2 separate regions of the Mus musculus genome follow, and region 2 is linked to region 1. Evidence: chromatin loops called from intact Hi-C (ENCODE). Cell type or tissue: left cerebral cortex. All regions are shown on one strand. Each heading gives the region's core, and the rest is flanking DNA. Links, peaks and the distances in the headings are about the cores only.

Region 1 (10,205 bases), core at 1,284-9,283:
AACAGATTACTCTTCCTCCCACACGCAGCCTGCGTGTCAGCGTGCCGCCAGCTCAAAATTGTGATATTCGGTTATTGTGAAAGGGGGGAAAAAGGTTCCTGCTTATCTGGAAAATGGGCTAGTTCTATAACATGTGTGTCTCGTTGGAAGCATCCAGTCAGACACAACCTACAAGCCTATGACCCCATTGAAAGGCTGAGGCAGGAGGATCATGCTGTGGAAGTCAGCCTGGGCTATACAGTGAGACTCCACAGTAAGAAAGGGGAGACAGAGACAGCAAGAGTGAGAGAGAAAGAAGGAGGGGGGAGGAGGGAGGGAGAGGGAGAGAGAGAGAGAAAGAGAGAGAGAGAGAGCCAGAGCCCTATGCCTACCCTATACCTACCTGACAAGAACATCTCAAACGGCAGAGAGATACTTACTTTCCTATCGTCTATTCATCAAAGTCTGCCATGGAAGCAGAATGTCCAGGAGGTGCACGTTTCCATGGATACCGAACCAAACAGAAGAAAACAATTTGTTCCTTAGGACCCAGGAGAGATCTTTTGTCGCAGTGTGACTTGACTACTATTTCCATGGCAACAGACTATGGCGTCCTCCAAGTAGAGAGAGGTGAAGGATGCTATGAGCTCAGGGAGGCTGCAGCTGGATACTCACTCAGGGATTTGTTTACTCAAACGCTGCTGCTGAAGTATTCACAAAGAATCCAATCAGACTCCTATTAAACCAGTAAGAGTGGGGGTCGCTCTGCCCTTTCCTGATCCTCTAGACAACATTAAGATGAAATTAATCTTTTTCTCACATTCTTAAATTTTATATGGTTTTTTTTTCCTGGATGTACATTGGAGCACCATTTGCATACAGTACCCACAGACATCAGAAGAAGGCATCGGGTCCCCTGGGACTGTAGTTACAAATGGTTGCTAGGAAGTGAATCCAGTTCTTTTAATATAGCAGCCAGGGCTCTTAAGTATTGATCATCTCTCCAGCCTAAATTGTGTTTTAGACAGGGTCTTACCATGTAGCCCTGGCTGGCCTAGAACTCAGTATGATCCACCCGCCTCTAACTCCTGAATGCCAGGAGTCAAGAACCAACTGGAAAGCGCTCTCTCTCTCTCTCTCTCTCTCTCTCTCTCTCTCTCTCTCTCTCTCTCTGAGTTTCACCAAGGAGTTCCTATGTACACCACGCCTAGCCTCACACTCACAGGGATCTGTCACCTCTACCTGCCAAGAGAAGGGGAGGTGGGGAGGTGACCAGGAAGGGGGCAGTGAATGGGATGTAAAGTGAATAAGTAAAAAAGTAAAATAAAATTTAATTCTAAAAAATGTATCCATTTATTTAATGTATATGAGTACACCGTTGCTGTCTTCAGACACACCTGAAGAGGGCATCAGATTCCATTACAGATGGTTGTGAGCCACCATGTGGTTGCTGGGAATTGAACTCAGGACCTCTAGGAAGAGCAGTCAGTGCTCTTAACCGCTGAGCCATCTCTCCAGCCCTGGAAATGAATTTCTTGAACACCTTCTCCTTATCAGCAATACAGGTATTTGACAGAAGGCCACTTGCCTTGTGTTACGGGTTTATGCAAACATTCCTGCTCAGTGTGTAGTGTAGATGCCACCCAGACACAACAGCCAGGTGCTACCTCACAGAAACCGAGCCCCAGTGGGTCTGTGAGGACCAGGCTCTGAGGGGACTTCCTAAAGCCCTTGAGCTGTGCTCCTACAACTGCGCTGGAGGAGAAGCTCGGCTGTTTTCATAACAACTTTGTAAGCCAGTTCAGAACACGTCCTCATCAGCAAAGCGCTGGGTGGCCACATCCCCAGTAGGGAGTCTAGAGAAGATGACGTTGGCTCTAACTTCATCGTAGAGAATGTTCTGCGATGCTCAGCAACTGCCTGGTAATCCTCCACTGTGTGGACTCTGATTTCAGCATTATCTTTCTCTGCTTTCAGCTCCAGCTCAACATTTAAGAGGGCAATCTTGGCGTTCTTAGACTCCTTGGGCCGCGTCTCAAACTTAGCAGAAGAGAAAGTGTTCCTGACCAGGACGCCAGCCACCAGCTAAGACTCCCCTAGGGCTCCACCCCTAGGGCTGCACCTTCTTGATGCAAACCATGTTAAGCTTTAGCAGCTCAGCTAAGCGTCATCACAGCATCCACCCTGTTGGCGAGGGAGGCCTTGTGCTGGGAGGTGAGCACGGAGCTCAGAGCTGTCACCGCTGGCTTTTCTAGCATCTTCCTCTGGTCTGAGTGGCCCCACTCCTCACCCTCAGCGGGAAAGATCCTAGTTCACACAGACCTCACCACTGTGATGGCAGCCACAGGGTGGGTGGTGTGCAGTCAGGTCCTTGAGAGGGCTAGCAATTTCATCATCACGTAGTAGATATAGAACATTATGTCCTACCCCTGCCCTGCAGCTTACCGCATACGCAGGGTGATCCGCTGGTCCTGCAGGGCAGCAACTTCCAACCCTGCTGGATCCTTCAATGATACATCCTGGGCTCTTTGCTAATTAACGATAACTTTCATTATCTTTCAGTAGTGAAAAAGACCTTTTTCATGATTTTGAACACAGCATCTGTCTTTTTTAATGATTTGTTTATAACTCGTCTATTTGGTTTATTTCCACAAAATGAACACAAAACGGAGCAGCAGCCAACGGCCTCTGCACACGTCACCCTGTCAGTGGATCAGCAGAGCTCACGCTGAGGCCCAGTGCAAGTGTGAAGACTGGAGACAGAAACTGAATCTCCAGGTCGTGCTTTCTGTAGTGAGCTCGTCGTCGTGTGAGGAGGTGACCAGCTGATACTCTAGGGCAATGGCCTCACCACCTCATCTGACACAGAGAACAACAAGGTAGTTAATCATCCAAGATCCTCAGCTTGTTCCCCTGGTTACCCCCAGCTGTACCCCTGGTCAGGTGACTCCTGAGATTCATGACATCCACAGCCTCATGCTTGCCTCTTCTCTGCCTTTTTGGATATCTGGGCTCAGGGATGACATTGTCTCAGCCCCTGGGCTCTGTAATATCTGACTCCCCACACTCTCCTGTCTAAGGAACACACAAGCAGACTCCTGTCTATAGATGTCTAGAGGACCCTCCTGCACCCTTCACACACCCTGCTGTCAACTTCACACATGTGAGTACACCTTTTGGGGACGTTGTGGAAATGGAGCTACTGAAACGTAGGACACAGTCACTTGCTGTTTCAAAAGGACAATGCTCTCCATGAAGATTCAGTCGAGTGCCAAGATTTTACTAACACAAAGGAAAAAGTGCTGCGGTGTGGCTTTAATTTAAACTTCTCTAGTTAAGTGAGGTTATACATCCCTGTCTTTGTGTGTGTGTATGAGCCATCTGTAGTTCATCTTCCAGAACATTCAGCTCTAATCTTCATCCGCACCTCCATTAGATAGACAGGCCACTTCTAGCACATAATTAAGTTCCACTTGTTAGAGTTTGTGGGCTTTTCAGTTTTATTTTACTGACCTAATTAGCATCTGATGCTTATCTATCAGTCAGTCTATCTCACTATCTCCCATCTGTCTGTCTGTCTGTCTGTCATTTCTCTACCTTACAGAATTAGCCTTAAAGATTAAGTGAATTCAGAACACTAGGTTCACAGATGTGTCTGTCCAGTAAACTTCAGGGATCAGCAGCAATGACTCTTCATCTTCTATAATCACAGACAAGGTAGGGTTAAATCCTGATATTCCACAGAGTAAAGAACTTGCAGTTCACCCCTGACTTAGTAGTTCCCAAGCTGCCTCTGTGAATACAGTTCACTCCCTTCCCCCAGGCTCAAACTTCCCATTTCCTGCTGGCTGAACTTCCTCACACCTGCCTCCAACATGGCTAACCCCTCCCACCTTGCTTCTTTAAGGACTTCAAGGGCTCCCGCACCTGAGAACCAACAGAAGGAAAGGGGTTGGGGGATTGGAAGGAAAAGCCTTGTTTCCAGGGCATTTGGGAACCAAAGCCAACTGTAGCATCCTCCCGTTGCTAGGATACAGATAGACTCTGTATAGAGTCCCTGCCTGGAAACAGAGAGAGGGAGACTAGCTTGCACCAGTTGCTATGGTGAGAAGGGAAGTTCTCTCCATGCCCATTGGTTCCGGGCATGTCATGAGGCCAGAGCTACTTAGAGGCTAAAAGCACCTCATCGAATCACCCCGCTTTAACTTCATGCTTAGTTGTGTGCATCCAGTCCCAGGGCCTTACAAAGATTGGTGAGGAGAGAAAGAGGGCGCTGATCAACTCCGCAGCCTGGAAAATCAAGTCTTTAGAGAAAACTCCATCTTTTCAAATACCTGCTTCTATACGGTCCTCAAGCTAACTGCACTTTGAAATATTAGACCTAGGGCAGTTAGCTAGCACTGCTAGCCCAGTGTTTGTCGAAATGTTATCCCCCAGCCATCTGCTAAGTCAGCAGCTTTGTGGGCCGAGGAAGGACAGACGGGGGGGGGGGGCAATCTGTAATTTTTGAAATAGTGATTTTATTTATAGTTAGGTGAGGGAGGGCAAATACTCTCATTATGAAATTGCTCTTATATCATTATATTGAGTCTGATGGTGCGCCCTGTGAGCTTGGTGGAAGTGTTCCTTCTTCATTTCATGTACTAAGGGTAGAAAGGTCACTAGGAGTCCGCTGGCCAGGGTTCGCACCCCAGTTCCACTAAGTAGCCTCATTGCAAGTTACTTAATGCTTCCAAGCCTAATGATCTGGCACAGGCAGACGCCGAGAACCATGGTAAAACATGATTCATGGCTGACAGACCTTTGGTGACGTTCACAAAGGTCAGGTTTAAGCTGTAGAAAGGAAAAAGCAGGCACATCCAGCTCCAGGGCCACCGGAAACAAGGAGCCTGCACAGATGGTGCTCAGCGGCAAGGCCCACAGCTGGCCACAAGAGGGCAGACTGACCCCAGGGAGGGCCATGCCATATAACTTCACAGGGAGCACCGCCTTTATCCTGGTCTTAGGCCTGACTGACATCTGACCCCCAAAATAACAAATTAATAACACCCCAACCAATATCGGGCCCCAAATCAAGTTGATGCCCCAAATCCTGTAAACACCATTCTTTTGTCTAATTGCCTGGCTCAGATGCGAGACAGTGGAACCCAACTACCAACCTTCACATTCGACTATGGTCTCATTCCAACACCAGTGACTAACCGCATGAATCCAGTTTTCCAGTGTAGGAAGGGATCCTGAAACTCTGAAAGCTTCAAGCCACTCTCTGAGATCCCCAGAACTCTCTTATTATGTATGTTTCCTCATAAAGAGGGGAAATATCTCCAAATGCGTTCTGGTTCCTACCAGTCTCCTCGCCCCAGAGCTGCCTTCCCCATTTCTTTCTCCGCAACGGCAAATACTTAAACATGAGGGAATTTAAACAACTTCTTAGCTTTCTACAGTCTTATAGAGCCGTGAGTTACTCTATAGTTAGATAGTAGCCTTATCTGTCGTTGTCGTCCCCGCCCCAGCCCCACCCCCGCAGCCCCCACCCCAAAGAAGAAACTGTTACAGCGGAGCAGATAAATGTGCCTAAAATGACTCAGCAAATTAGTTCAGAATGGATGCTCAGTTTTTTTTGTTTTTTTTTTTTTGTCTCTTGGGAACTTCAGTGGTCTATTTAACATGTCACAATTCTTTACCCTAAAGGCCAGAAAACCAGGGTTGGGGAAGGAAAAATGTCAGTGGCAGCTTGTGCTACGTGACAGTTTGTTGCCTCTGTGAGAGGCTGTGTGACAGACACCCTGTCCAAGGAGCGCTGTGGCTTCAGCAGAAGAAACACTCAAACCATAGAAAAAAGCCCCCAAGTGATCCAGCTTTAAGCCCTGCAGAAAAGGGCCTCAGATCACAGCCCTCACCTGGGTAATGAGAGACTCTGGACACCCTGAGGGCTCCTCTCCAACACGTGACTATAAAGTAAGACAGCTCTTACCCGACGGAGCAAGCCCATGGCCTCTAAATGAGCAGCCCCGGGGAAGCCACTGTGCAAAGAGAGAGGTTTCTCTGGGGATCTTCGCAGTTTGCATTCCTACCGCATACAGTTTTTATTTTCTTTTCTTAAAGATGTATTTTATTATATATAAATTCACTGTAACTGTCTTCAGACACACCAGAAGAAGGTATCAGATCTCATTACAGATGGTTGTGAGCCACCAAGTGGTTGCTGGGATTTGAACTCAAGACCTCTGGAAGAGTAGTCAGTGCTCTTAACCACTGAGCCATCTCTCCAGCCCCAGATCAGTTTTTAAAAAGCAATAAAGGGAGCTGTGTCCCAGTTGGCAGTAGCCAGCCCCTCCATGTCTGATCGACTGTGACAAGAGGACACTCTGGGGTCTGTGTGAGTTCTCTATGTGATGCACAGCAGTGGAATTATCTAGTGTTACGTTTTTCTGAATATGTCTGTCACTGGGACATATTATTGTACTGGGCATAAAAGTGAGTCACTGAGTCGATGCCATGTGGTTTAAACATCAGACCACACCATCTGGTAGAAAAGACTCACTCTTTACAGAGTCAGCCAGAAGAAATGTTTTTTTTAATCAATGTTTTCATTATTGACAGACACCAAACCTCACCACCTCTTGCTCTTAACCCTTTACATATACAGACGGGTTTCTCCTTGGTTTCCCAGATCTTGTCTAAATTTATCCGAAGAAAAAGCCACTTTTCTCAGATCAAATCCAATGACTTTACCAGACGTACAAAAACCCTGTGAGGTGCAAACTAATACATTTAACATCTTGATGTAGTGGCAACACAAAGGTCGCCATAATATCACCATGATAAATTGTCAATATAAACAGTATTGAATACCAGAGGATGTGATGCCAACCAACCATACAAGAGACAAGTAGAAGTGCCTCCCTGCAGAGTCATGTGTGTGCATGTGTGTGCACTCATGTGTGTATGTCTGCGTGTGTTTGTATGCATGTGTGTTCACTCATATGTGTGTGTGTGTATGTGGGCACATGCACTCCTGCATGTGTGTGTGCATGTGTGTACATGTATATATGTGCCGGGCAGTGGTGGCATATGCCTTTAATCCCAGCACTCGGGAGGCAGAGGCAGGTGGATTTCTGAGTTTGAGGCCAGCCTGATCTACAGAGTGAGTTTCAGGACACCAGGGCTACACAGAGAAACCCTGTCTTGAAAAACCACAAAACAAAAACAAAAACATGTATCCATGTACAGCAGTCACTGGCTAGAACACAGGACTCTCTGGCAGTTATGCCAAGGTGTAAATTTCATTTGCTGTTTGGGTGTGTCCAGGGAAAAATGTGTAGTCTGTTTATCCTTTACTCCATAATCTTAGCCCAAGGGATTTACCAGATAGCAGCAGCACTATCAAGATCCCGAGTTCAGCTCTTCCCCAGAGCGTTCAGCATGTCCTGAACAGAGAATCCTTGGCCTCCCTCCCTCCTTTTCAGCCTCAGGAGGAAGTCCGGTGCCCATTCAGTTCCATTACAACACTCACCAAACTCCTCTCGTCTGGACTCAGATTGAAAGAAGTGAGGCTGTGCGGCTGATGGGTCAGGGTCTCCATGGGGCTCCTCCTGAGGTGTGCACTCAGACGTGTTCACAGTCCTCTGTGTGCGTGAGCACAGGTCTGAGCTAGCGTCACGGCTTCCCTTCATCACTGCTGCCCACTGATGGCCTCTGTATGGTTCAGTGGTTAAGAGCACTGGCTGCTCTTCCAGAAGTCCTGAGTTCAAATCCCAGCAACCATATGGTGACTCACAACTATCCGTAATGGGATCCAATGCCTTTTTTTTCTGGTGTGTCTGAAGACAGCTACAGTGTACTCATATACATAAAATAAATAAATACATCTTTAGAAAAAGAAAAGAAAAATGACCTTTGGTAAGACAGAAAAATTAAGATGTCTTGTTCCCTATGACATCCCTGCATGGAAGGTTCCACACTCTTACTCGGTACATATTTATCTACATGACTAGGTTACACACAGCCATACAGCCGTGTCTGGGATGACGTCTCTTCTCATGTCTGCTCATTTTCTGCTGAGACCTTGCACATCTTCCTCATTGTCCTCAGTTTCGAGTTTAGCTAACTCAGCGTTCAGTCCAGGACAATGTGCTCTTTAAAGCTGTTGCCTTCCATCTACAGCATTCCTATTTATCACCTTATTTTTATACATGGTCATTAAAATATAATTACATCACTTCCATTTCCTCCCTTTGGCCCCTTTCAAGTCTCCTCTCTTCAGCTCATTCCATGACACCCCGCCCCAATTCTCAAAGCAATAGCCTCTTCTTCCCTCTGATTATTATTGATACACACATGGGTGCACACATAATTATGTTATGCATGTGCATACACTACATATATGTGTGTATATATGCATCTAAATGCATTTGTGAGTATACACAAATATATAAATACAACCTGCGATCCTTTATCATACAACAGTAGCCCTTAAAGGAGACTATGCCAGTAGTCCAGCTGAAGGCCCGCCCTTGGCTTTTATTTGCCTCCTTGCCTCCCTAGGCTCTGCCATCAAGCTTATTCTCTCATTATCATATTATCTGCACACTGGAAAGTATACCTGAAGGATTAAATTATAATATGTATTCACTAGAGTACATCAGGAAAAATTGTATTATGCTTCATATCACGACTACATCAGGAGACGCTGAACAGTTAGTCGTTCCCATTAGTCAGGCTAAAATTGCCTGCTGAACTAGGAGGGGTGGCAGGCTGCTCTATAGGGATAGAAAATAACTTCAAATTGACAAATTATTCTCCAGACTCTGAATGTTTAGGCCAGTATCCTGATTCAAAATCTACAGCATAAGTAAGTAACACAAAGCAGACCGGTAAGTATGAGCCCAACAGCCAAAGGCAGGGCAATGCGCAGGGACGTGCCTCGTCTCATGGTCAGTCAGAACAGCACAGCATCCAGGGGCCTCTGCATTCCGTATCTGTGAGATAAAACCTGAAGTCGGAGCTAGGAAAGTCAGCCCTGGGTATCATGTAGTCTTTTGTAGTCTCTATCCTGCAAAGCTCCTCACGGGAGATGATCCAGGATTCTGCCTTCTCTTTTAATACTCACAAGCCACAGTGATAATGCCGGGCTTACACATGCAAATCCTTCAGAAACTGGAATGTACTTGATCCTCCCTGGAGGAGCCTGATCTAAGTACCTGTGTGAGCTGCAGTTGCAAGGTGGAAATTGCCAGCCCAACCAAACCGCAACCAAGCGCTTTGGTCTCATCTTCCCGTCCATCTATTCAATCTTTCCTCACTCTGGTGGCATAGGACTCTGTGACAAGGACTCCCTGCAGGTGACACTGAGACATCAAATGAGACCCTTTTGAGTATTCACACCATCGGGCCACCAGAGTATGATCCAGTGATCTTGTCAGCCATGACAGTTCACATTAGATTGTTCGCTTCTTCAGAATGAAAAAGGCACAGAGAAAACATAATGCTGTCTGCCCTCTGAAAGCTTTCCCCTGTCCCTACCAGGTAAAGAGGAGAATCAAGAAGCCTCCCAGGCCCCACATGGGAAACATGGAGTGATAGAGCTCTTCTGAGTGCTGAACAGAAGAGAAGGGACTTACTGCACAGCTGGTAGACACATAGCCCTTAACTACACAGTAGTCCACAAACTCTGTGTAAAAGATCCAGCCAGGCCTGGGAATGTAGCGCAGGGGCTTAGTGCTTGCCTGGAATGTGCAATAGCCTGAGAGCCAATGAGGTCTGACAGCCTCGTTAGCAGACTGGCTGGGGAAAAGCAGGGAACTAAGGGGCATTTCCTCTACCATTTACCTTTCACTCACCAGCTCCCTATCCAGTAGCCCCCTTTGTCTCTCCAGCATCCTTCCCTTTCCGTTCTACATCTAAACCTTCAAAAGAAGATCCTCGAAGAGAGACAAACGGAAAAGGAGGGTAAGATGAGAGGGCATGTCAAAGTGAACTACCAAAGTAAATTAAACAAAAATGTCCTCAGGAAACCCAGCAGTGTATACACTGAGCATACACCAGTTTTAAAAAGAAGAATTTAAAAAAAAATAAGGATGCTTATTTAGCTTAGAGTTGAGGGTCTTCAAGGGCATCTCAGGTCTACAGCTTTCTGTCTTGGCTTGCTCTAGTTTGGGGTCTTCAAGGGCATGGTGCCTACAGAGCTCCACCCTGGTGAGCGCCTTCCTCCTTCCCAGATGAGT
Region 2 (10,205 bases), core at 759-8,758, 78 kb after region 1:
GTCAGGAAAGAAACTGCTAAAGCTTCCTCCAGGCCACAGGGCCCAGGAGCCAAGAGACTCCTCACAGTCAGAGGGCTGGTTAATTCATTTGGGCAGATTTGGGGTAAGCAGGTTTAAATTAATAATATATCTGGGTGATGGGCTCTTTTGAGACTATGAAATGTGATCCAGTGAGAGCTGGCCCTAAGAAACTGTGTTTGAGGACTGGAGAGATGGCTCAGCGGTTAAGAGCACTGACTGCTTTTTCAGAGCCCTGAGTTCACTTCCCAGCACCCACCTCACAACCATCTGTAATGGGATCCGATGCCATCTTCTGGGTGTGTATGAAGACAAAGTATGTAAAATACAAAGTATGTAAAATACTCGTATGTAAAATAGATTAAATAAGTCCTTTTTAAAAATGTGTTTGATCTGGGCACACGCCTTTGATCCCAGCACTCGGGAGGCAGAGGCAGTTTGATTCTGGGTTTGAATCCAGCCTAGGCTACATGGTGAAATTCTGCCTCGGACAGAGAGACACACATGTTTACCATGAAAACAAATGTGTCTGAAGCCCTTTAAAACAATCTACCTTATCGAGTCGATTAAACATTCATTCCCACAGGAAGCTTTTCCTATTAGCTTGGGCTACCAGATATCTTTTCTGCTCAACTAATATTAATTAACTCAAGTTTCAAGTCTGAAAATACTTCGATATGGTATATGGCTTCATAATTTCCTTAAGACAGGGTTTCACTAGTTTGGAGGAGGATTCTGTGTGGCCTTGATCCATAGTTCCGCACCCTCAGATTCAATTAAACATGAACAGATTGTGGGGCGGGTGCACACCTTTAATTCCAGCACTGAGAGGCTAGGCAAGTGGGTCTCTGTGAATTTGAGGACAGCTTGATCTATACAGCCAGCAGGACTACATAGTGAGATCTATGAGAGAGAGAAAGAGAGAGAGAGAGAGAGAGAGAGAGAGAGAGAGAGGGAGAGAGAGAGAGAACCAAGTAAGTCCTGCATGAAAGAAACAGAATAACTTGTTCCCACTCCTAGAACAAAGTCAAAGCCAGCAGGGCATGGGCCTCCATGAATATGGATGGTTGCGGGATGTGAGGCTTGTGTGTGTGTGTGTGTGTGTGTGTGTGTGTCCATGTTTCTCCTTCTAGAACTATTCTCCCTGCCAAGGTTATCAGGGACTGTCCTCTCTGCCAATGTTAATGACTCGGTGACATTTGATTCCGGGAGGCAAGGATGTGTCTAATGTCTCAAGAAAATGGGAGGCTGCTGTGAGCTTCAGGACAGCCCTTAAGGCATGAGAAGGAACTCTGAAAACTTGAGTTCAAAAATATATAACTTCTCACCTATGAAAAATATAAGAATGCAATGTGAATTGTATAAGGGGCTTCACAAACCTAAAAGAACAGAGGCAGCTGTACTATGAGCCAGCGTGTCAGAAAGATACAAAGGCAGGCAGGATCCTGAGTTCGAGGTCAGCCTGGGACAGAGCAAGTTTAGGTCCAGGCATGGTTGGAATGGTGATCTCAGGACAGGATCCCACCCAGCTAATTTATTGGTTGTGCTTACAAAGGCAGGCAGATCTCTGAACTCATTTGCAATGTTTTTGTTTGGTTGGTTGGGTTTTTGTTTTTTGTTTTTTTAAGTGCTTGCTGTCTTTTTCAAAGAATCTGGGGGGCTGGAGTCATGGCTCAAAAGGGAACCTGGAGTAAATGACTGAATTGATATGTAAATAAAAGACTGGGCCTTGGTCTTCAGAAACCTCCAGAGAGAAAGCAGGCTGTCAGCTTGTACCCCATGACTGACTTCAAGTTGTTTTTTCCACAGCTCTCAAACACCCCTTCTCTCCGGAACCCCTCTCTAAGCTGAGGCTGTACCAGAGAGAGAGAGAGAGAGAGAGAGAGAGAGAGAGAGAGAGCACATGATGCATGGGAGGAGGTGAATCTATTGATACACAGACTGTGTCTTTGCTTCTTATTTCTTAAACTAATAGGACAGTTATCTGTATGCCATGTATCCTGCATTAGACACGGTGGGCAGTCTAGAGATGACTTAAGGAATGTAGAAAAACACACATGGGTTCTAAGCAAGCACTACACCTTTCCGTACACGGAGTTTAGTACCCTGAGGTTCCTGGATACTACTTTAAGTACTGAGGTCTTCCCAGGAGGAAAGTCAAAGCCAGCCCAGCAGCTTCCTGGAGGCTCCTCAGCAAGGACTTTGTCACTCCCAGTGCTGTCAGAGTGGAGATGACCCACCCGGTCTATGGACCACTCACTGCTGAACTCGTAGTTGGTGATTACACGTGGAGAACACGGGATTTCAGAGGTTGGAGAATGGCAAGGCCTCAGCAGCACTGCCTTCAGCACCTCAGAATTCATATCAACCTACAGGAGAGAGAAAGAGGGAGTGGGGGGCGGAGCTCAAAGACCCAAGAGGCCCTAGGAACTCCACTTCTCAGAAGCCTCCCAAAAAAGGCAAGAAAGGTCTGTACCTCAAGCCATGATTCAGAAAGATAGCATCGCAGAGCTGGCAAGAATTGTGGATCAGTAACCCAACTCCATCCCATGGCCTGGGGCCCAGTAAGCACCCTGCGGCTGACAAAAGGCAGAGGCAAGGCTAAAACTCTGCAGTCCAGAGTCCCGCCCATGTTGGCAGTCTGTCTTTCCGAGCAGAATACCTCCAACTTTAGTGTGCATTTGAATCCCACTGCAGAGCTTATGAAGTGGGGTTCGCCTGAGGAGAGTATAGGGGTTTTGTATTTGGTTTTCTTGAGGATGAAGACACTGAAAAGCACGCTCTTAAAGTTCTATCGCCGACTGTCTGCAGTTACAGAAACATCCAGAAAACAGTCCATCCTCCCCTGCCTGTGTGCTGATGAGAGCCTGGGCCTAGCCTCTTCCTCACTTAGTTTTAGCCCCAGCTCCATCCGTCTCCTCCACTGAAACCTCCCTGGATTGAGAAACCATGACACCAAATGTTTAATTTTCTGTCACTGAAATGGAATGCGTCATATATAAATCCCAGGTGTAGCTGTAGCCGAGTTTCTGTAGCTCATTCAGGAGACTGAATAATCAAAACGTGAGGTACGCAGTCTGGTGACGTCCTCTCTCTGCATCCTAACACTGTGGAGGCATCACAGGGCAGCTAGTGTGGGTTCCCCCTTCTCATGCAGCCACTTACACCCCAGAGCCATCTCTGGGGCTTTGCTCCCATGACCTCATCTAATCCCAATCTCCCCAAATACCACTAAGAAAAGAATTTGGAAATTAACTTTCCAACATAAGAACTTTTGGGGAGACATATAAACCCTGTAATACCAACATTCCAAATCTTCAAAAAGATGATTTTAAATTATTTTTGTGGTGCTGGGGGTAGAACCTAGGACCCTGGGTTTGCTAGGCACACGCCACACCACTAAGGACCTGACCAGCCCCTTTTTGTCTGCCCCTTACCACATACACATTGTTATTAGATTTGATTTTGGCTAAAACAGTGGCTTTCAAGGTGCAGAGCCCAGACCACAGGCATTAATATTCCTGGGATCTTGCAAAGGGAGAAGCTACAAAAGCAGGGCCTGGCAGGCTACATTTTAGCAGATCCTCAGGGGGCTCAAGTTTAAGAATCACCCAGGGCAGATGCTGAGTCAGGAGCATGGCATGGCATCCACACAGTCCAGTCTGTTAACAGACAGCATTTCCCCTAAAGTATAATCTACAAAAAGCATTCACTGTATAGACCTGGGACATACATAAGCAGGATGTAACCACACAGCTTAACAGCCATGTACAGCATCTCTCTAATGGACCTCAAAGAGAAATTTCTTAGAGAACCACAGAGACACCCGGATTCATTGCCTCAAGCAGGATACCTCCAGCATTCCCACCCTCCGAGGAGGCTCAGCATAGCAAGCACCCCCCTGCAGTCACTAGTAGAGTCAGTGTGCACTGCCTCACACCCTGCAATGAAAAGATTCATGCCCCTGATTCAACCACGCTGAACGCATATGTGTGCATGTGTGTTCGCATACGTACATATGTGTTTGTGCATGTATGTCTGCATGTATGTGTGCATATGTGCATGTAAGTGCACACACATGCATAGATGTGTGTGTATGTGTGCACACTGTGGAACACAGCTCATCTGAAGACACCTCTATTCTGTAAATAGGCTGGAATCCCATTAGATGAGGCTATAGCAACAGCCTCATGCCCTGCTATGGTAATAGTGTAGAAATAAGTCTAATCACATCCCTCACCCCTCCACATACTCCCTTTGTTTGTTTGCTTGTTTGTTTCTCATGGAAAATAATAAGAATGCCTCGTTAAAACATTTTCTGTGCCTACTAAGCTTGTGACAACCCTAAAGGAACACTTGCTTCTCTGCCTCACGTATAGCTGTGATTCATCTGTATGCCGTTCCATTCCTCATTGTTTGTTGCAGTGTTGCCATGACAACGCTTTTCCTTCCAAATACCAAGTAAATCATGGAACAGCACTGACAGTATGCTCCTATAGGTGAATGCTTCGTTACCATCCACACAAATCTATAGGTGAATGCTTCGTTACCATCCACACAAATCTATAGGTGAATGCTTCGTTACCATCCACACAAATGTGTTGTCTGTTGTATCCACTTCCTTCCAGCTACATTGAAATCTAATTTTTTAATTTTTTCTCAAGGAAATTCAAAAGGCTAGCTCCACATTTAAAAAAAAAAAAAGAAAAGAAAAGAAAAGAAAAAAAAAAAGAAAGAAAGAAAAGAATCCAAACTGAAGAGGCTGGGGATTTATCCCATGATTCTTCTGAGAGTGCTACTGATATAACAGACATTTTAAAATTCAAGTCTAGAGATTAGTAACTGAAGTCTTTTCCATCGTAGACAGCAGAAACCCCCGGCCTCACATCTTTGTACAACAGAGTGACTCTGAAACTCCAGCACTCATTGGATTCTAGCACTGAGTGTCATCAGCATTTGGGGGCATTCATATACGTGTCTAAAAGTGTCACTCCTCCTAAGCCTCTCTGTGTGGGATGAGCTACCCATCAGCGCCATGTTGTCACCTCTCCCATATCACCCACAGGAATGGCTGCCAAATGCCCCCCATGGACACAGGCATTGCCGTCACCCAGCATTTAAAGCAATATATTCTGTGTTACAACCACTCCAATAGTGACTCGCATGACAGGCCTAGAAACCTGAAAGCAGTCCTGAGGCAAAGAGTTTCACGGAAACTTAGTCTCCTGGAACCTTGGCATCCTGTATAACAAATGCTCCAAACTTGTCCTTGTGAATGGATCTGTGTGCTTTCTTTCAGTATTGTTTTATTATAGGTGCCTCCAAACAATGACTTGCCAAATACCTAAGCAAAATCAAACTTTGCTTCCTGGCTTTCACCAATACCCTAGGTAGTCCTTGAGCCAACCCTAGGCTTGGAATTCAGTAAGAATGTTGCCTATTCAATGACATTCAGAATTGTCTCTAGTATTGTAAGAGAGATAGTGAAAAAATCAGGCATTACTATCTACTACATAGAGTTAGAAATCTCAGGGCAAGCTTAGCAAAGTAAGTTTAGAATTCTTATTATAGTTATGTATGGCAGACTACATTACTTATTAGTAGAAAGTACCCCCACACAATCACTCAGAATAAAAGCCAAGTCACTCCCATATACAGGAATTTACAATGGTTTAGGAAGTAGATCAGGCTGTGATTTGAGGGGGAACTAGAATATTGCATTATTCATGAGAAGCTTAGCTAGAGAGAACTCTCAAATTACAACTATGGCTTGGGCGTGAAAGCCCTTGCCCCGGGTGTGTAAAGACCTCACACCTGGCTTCTAAGAATATAGCTGACCTTAGATAGAGCTGACATTGTCTCAGTTGTTTTATTGCCCAGTTCCTGCCAGTCTTTACGTTTGCATTCCTGTTTTGTGTTAGAGTCATTAAGCATCCGGTAACCTCATTGTACCTTGCTGACATGTCACCTAACTTCCCTATTTTCTTCTGTATTAAAAGTTTGAAGCTCGATTTGACAAATTACATTCAGATACAGCACACTCCCTTGTGTCCATATTTGTTTGTCACCCATCTGCACCAACTCCTTGCCCACCTGTCCGAAACCCTAATTTCCTGCGGATTGAGAGGGGCCAACTGAGGCCGGTCCTCAGCAGTGCTCAGCAAGAGTAGACCTGTAAGATAGCTGTAAAATACTCTTTGCCCAGAGGACTGTGAAAAGTGCACACAAAACTCGCCACCCAGGGCTTGGCCAGGAGACAGGTTAATAACCGAGAACTTTGTTGGTTGATGATAAAGCATTCATGACAATATTATGGAGCACAAGATGGACGGGGTCATAATGGGGTCTGATGACTAGTGAAGAACTCCGTGGAACGCATGCCAACACCAGGGAGGACAAGGTTGCTAATGACTGAATCAGGACAGCAGGCATAACCCAGAAAGTGCCTGGTAGAAGGGTTAGATGGTATTCTGTAGATTCCACTCCTTCCTCTCCTCTCCCTTTCCCTCTCTTCTCCCCTTCCCTCTCTCCCTATCTCTCTTTTTTCCTTACCCTCTCTCCTGCCATCCCTGCTCTCTCCCTGTTTTTTTTTTTTCTAGAAGGATCCCGGTATGTAGCACAGGTTAGCCTTTGCCTAAGCCCCCTCCTCCCCACTCCCCATTGTTCCCCACCCCCACCCCAACCCCCATGCTAAGATTAGGGAATTACAGGAAACTGTCACTCTACCCTGCCTCACTAATCTTCGTTATGCCTCAAACATACCTGACTGGGTTTCCATAGAGGGTCTAGCTCAGGAGCAGGTTAGTGCCATTTGCAAGCCCTCCATCCCCAAAGGAGGTATTGTACCCTGTAAGGTGCATGGATTGTCACCAATACAGCGTGCTAGAGCAAGCTTAGCTTGAGGCTTCCTGAGAGAAGAGCACACCAGCTCTGCAGCTTTGCATCTAGCATAGGAGACAGCAGCATTGGGAATCACGAACACTGAAAGTTCAAGGTTGGTTTTAGGTGGGACTTCCGGTGAGGAAGGGAGGGTCTTCACACAACAGTCCAGGATTGGTGGAGACAGTAAGGAAAGGTCTCCACGTAATCCAGACGCTCTTGAGATCTTAACCATTAACGAGTCTTTCAAGAAACTCCTGTGCTGAAACCCACAGAGGAAAGTGTGGGGACAGGGAGGTCACACTGCTGATAGAGGAGAAGCCTTAGCGTTCTCTTTATTCAGCAGCAAGCTTACGGGGACAGTGGAGTCACGCTGTTTGGAACCAAGGTAAAGAAAGAGTCCTGGTTCTCAGCCTTTCTAGAAGGCAATGTGGCATCCTTCACGGAGCCTTAACATGTGCTCACTTTGACATCTCAGTTCTATTCATAAGAATGTTAGAAAATAACCCAAAGCATATGTAGAATTCTGTGTCATTATGTTTGCACAGGCGGAGTTACCAACAATCCCAAATTGGTAATGACTCAAATATTGAATGGCAGGTAAATAAATCACAGTGCACAAAGCTGTGATTTCATGGAGCCATTAAATTTTATGGAAAATATCATAATGGCACATGCATGTACTGTATACGCTAAGGGAGAAAAAGGCTTTAGGTTGTCTACAGACTCCTTATTCTGCTATAAACTTTTCCATGTGCGTATTTATGGGTGAACATGTTGTGTGTACGCACTCTGTCGGGGGCATGGCACACAATGCAGCATGAGTGTGGACTTCAGAAGAAGACTTTGTGAGTCGGCTCCACGTGTGTGGAGGATCAAAGTCAAGTCGTCAGGCACAGGCAACCACGTCTCTATCCACTGGGCCATCATGCTGGTCCCTGCTTTATACTTTTTAAATATTTACTATCAGTGGGTTATATTTTTGAGATGCTATTTTTATAATTGGGATTTTTCGTGTTCAGTGATATGACAGAAGACAGGAGAAAACACTAACGAGATATTATAAGTAAAAATTCTTATGTGAAAACTCAATTCTGTAACTTCACTTTCCTGGGGACATTTTACTCGAGTGTTTGAGTCTTCTCCACTTGTTTGTGTTGAGGACTATGAAGGACCACTTTGGTACTGAATTACTAGAATAATTCAGAATAGAAAAATTCTTTGGCTTCCGAGAAAAACACAAATACAGGCTTTTTCTCTCTAGCTACAGTCCATAGAATAAATGAAACCTTTACGCTCTTTGTTTTGTATACTGACTTCTAAGACTGACTTTATCTCTCTAACTTGCAGTGCAGATGATGTACAGGATGCCGTGGAGATAGGTTAGCCATTAGGAAAAGATGTCTGAAAAGCAAGCAGGATGAGAAGTCCCTAACATGCCGGGCATAAAACAAACGGGGGAAAGGGCTTTAGCTGAAGGCTTCTGCTATCTTGAAACTTTGACAGCTTTTAACCAAAGATGTCTGACATTTTCATTTAAACAATTTAATAGCTCAATTACCAATGAATTAAAGAAATAAAGGAAAGCTTCAGGGAGAACCAAGGAGACAGACTGTGGCCTCAAGTAGGAGAGTAACACACACACACACACACATACACACATACACACACACACACACACACACACACACACACACACACAGCCCTTCAGCCACGTTAACCAACAAGTTTGAGTCAATCTGTTGTAGCAAGAAAAGAAAGACCAAACAGGGAACAAAGGAAAGAAGGAAGGAAGGACAGAAGGAAGGGAGGAAGGAAGGAAGGAGAGGAGGAAGGAAAGAAGGAAGGAAGGAAGGAAGGAAGGAAGGAAGGAAGGAAGGAAGGAAGGAAAGAGGGGAAGGAGAGGGGGAACAGGCTAGCAAGGCAGAAAATCAGGAGAGAGAGAAAAAGAATCTCAAAGTGTCTAAGAGCACAGGGAAGATTCTGTGAGAGCAGACAGCGGCAGAACACAGAAGATGACGAGCCATGCTCAGGAAGAAAATCAGTCCAGACAAAAAGAGACAAACAGCAAACTGGATGAGCTCTAGGCTTGAAACCTCAGCAAACCATAGGAAAAGAGATTGACATACCATTTTAAGGTTCATATCTGTGGTAACTGTCTAGAGATCCTTGTGATAGGCCCTGGGGTTTCTTTCAACTGCTCTGCAAATTTGCCCTGAGCAGTAAATTGCCTTTACTTAAATAACAATATATTATATATTCCAAAATCCCTGACAATACATTTCAATGTCTCACCAGAAAAAAATTGTAGAGTTGATGAATATGTTAAATAGACTGCTTTAATCATGCTAAATTGTCTAGCCTTATAAAAATATTTCATTGTGTCCCATAAATGTATGCAGTTACATTTCCAATCAAAAGGAACAATATTAAAATTTAAATGATCCTTTAAAAAAAACAATAATTTACTTTCATGTAGATGTCTTTGTGACCCCCTCCTAACGATGCTGTGTTACCTATTTTTAAAAATAAAATGTCTTTCTGTTCATCATGACTCCAGTGTGAACTGTGTGTAAGGGCTGGCAACTGACTGGGTGGCATTTGGTACACAGGTAGCAAAAATCCAAAGTGTAAGTAGAGGCCATGGGCTGAGTCGATGTGGACAGAGGAGGTAATGTTTGAAAGATGCTGACAATTTGTGAGTCACTGAGTGTACCTGGGTAAATAATAACTTTCTGGGGACAAGAAACCACTGGAGAGAAAATGCTGTTCCTGCCTTATACTGGCTAATGAATTTACCAGAGGGCTGGGCACATTACACGTCCCAGGAGTCCACCAGCTGTGTGTATCTCCTTCTAGCTTCTTAGCAGGTAACAAATGACCACAAGGCTGGTTGACATTGGGGACAGGTCAGGAAAACAAGTTCTGGGCCTCTGGGGCCAACACCCTGGTCACTGTCTCCACTCACAAAAGCTCATGTCTGGCACACACAACACAACCCAAAGCTACATTATGGCTCCTGAGAAGGCCCTGAAAGTGACCATTCAGGGAGGACACTGACTACCCTGGAGGGACAAAGGGTCAAATGAGGGGATAGTAGAACTCAGGTGTCTCTGTTAGAAAGAAAAATAAATGTTGTTGTTTTCCTGTTTCTTGTTTTTCAAGACAGGATTTCTCCCTGTGGGTGTGGCTCTCTTGGAACTCACTCTGTGAACAAGGCTAACCTCAAACTTAGAGGTCTGCCTGTCTCTGCTTCCTGAGTACTGGGATTAAAAGCATAAACCATCAGCACCACTTGGCAGACAGAA

Evidence for each region. Peaks named below come from ENCODE experiments on the same cell type or tissue, not always from the same donor. Only the 100,000 strongest peaks of a DNase experiment are listed, where the experiment ranks them.
Region 2: it touches region 1 in a loop (2.4-fold over the local background); 2 of 42 quality-filtered maps call a loop at or near these places.

Annotation. Positions count from the first base shown.
Region 1 is chr13:58,538,072-58,548,276 of GRCm38, reverse strand. Gm38494 (a long non-coding RNA gene) reads left to right here and starts at 1,800. Exons shown (of 3, transcript XR_382518.4): 1 at 1,800-2,193; 2 at 2,655-2,858; 3 at 3,060-3,306. It also overlaps the pseudogene Gm3131. In left cerebral cortex, for the core only: a CTCF peak has its summit at 4,912 (motif pointing right); DNase peaks (open chromatin) are centred at 4,070 and 4,914.
Region 2 is chr13:58,459,637-58,469,841 of GRCm38, reverse strand. No RefSeq gene overlaps it. Among named protein-coding and RNA genes, the nearest start is that of Gm40966, 13 kb to the left of the region's middle. In left cerebral cortex, for the core only: no CTCF peak of the experiment used is centred there; a DNase peak (open chromatin) is centred at 4,444.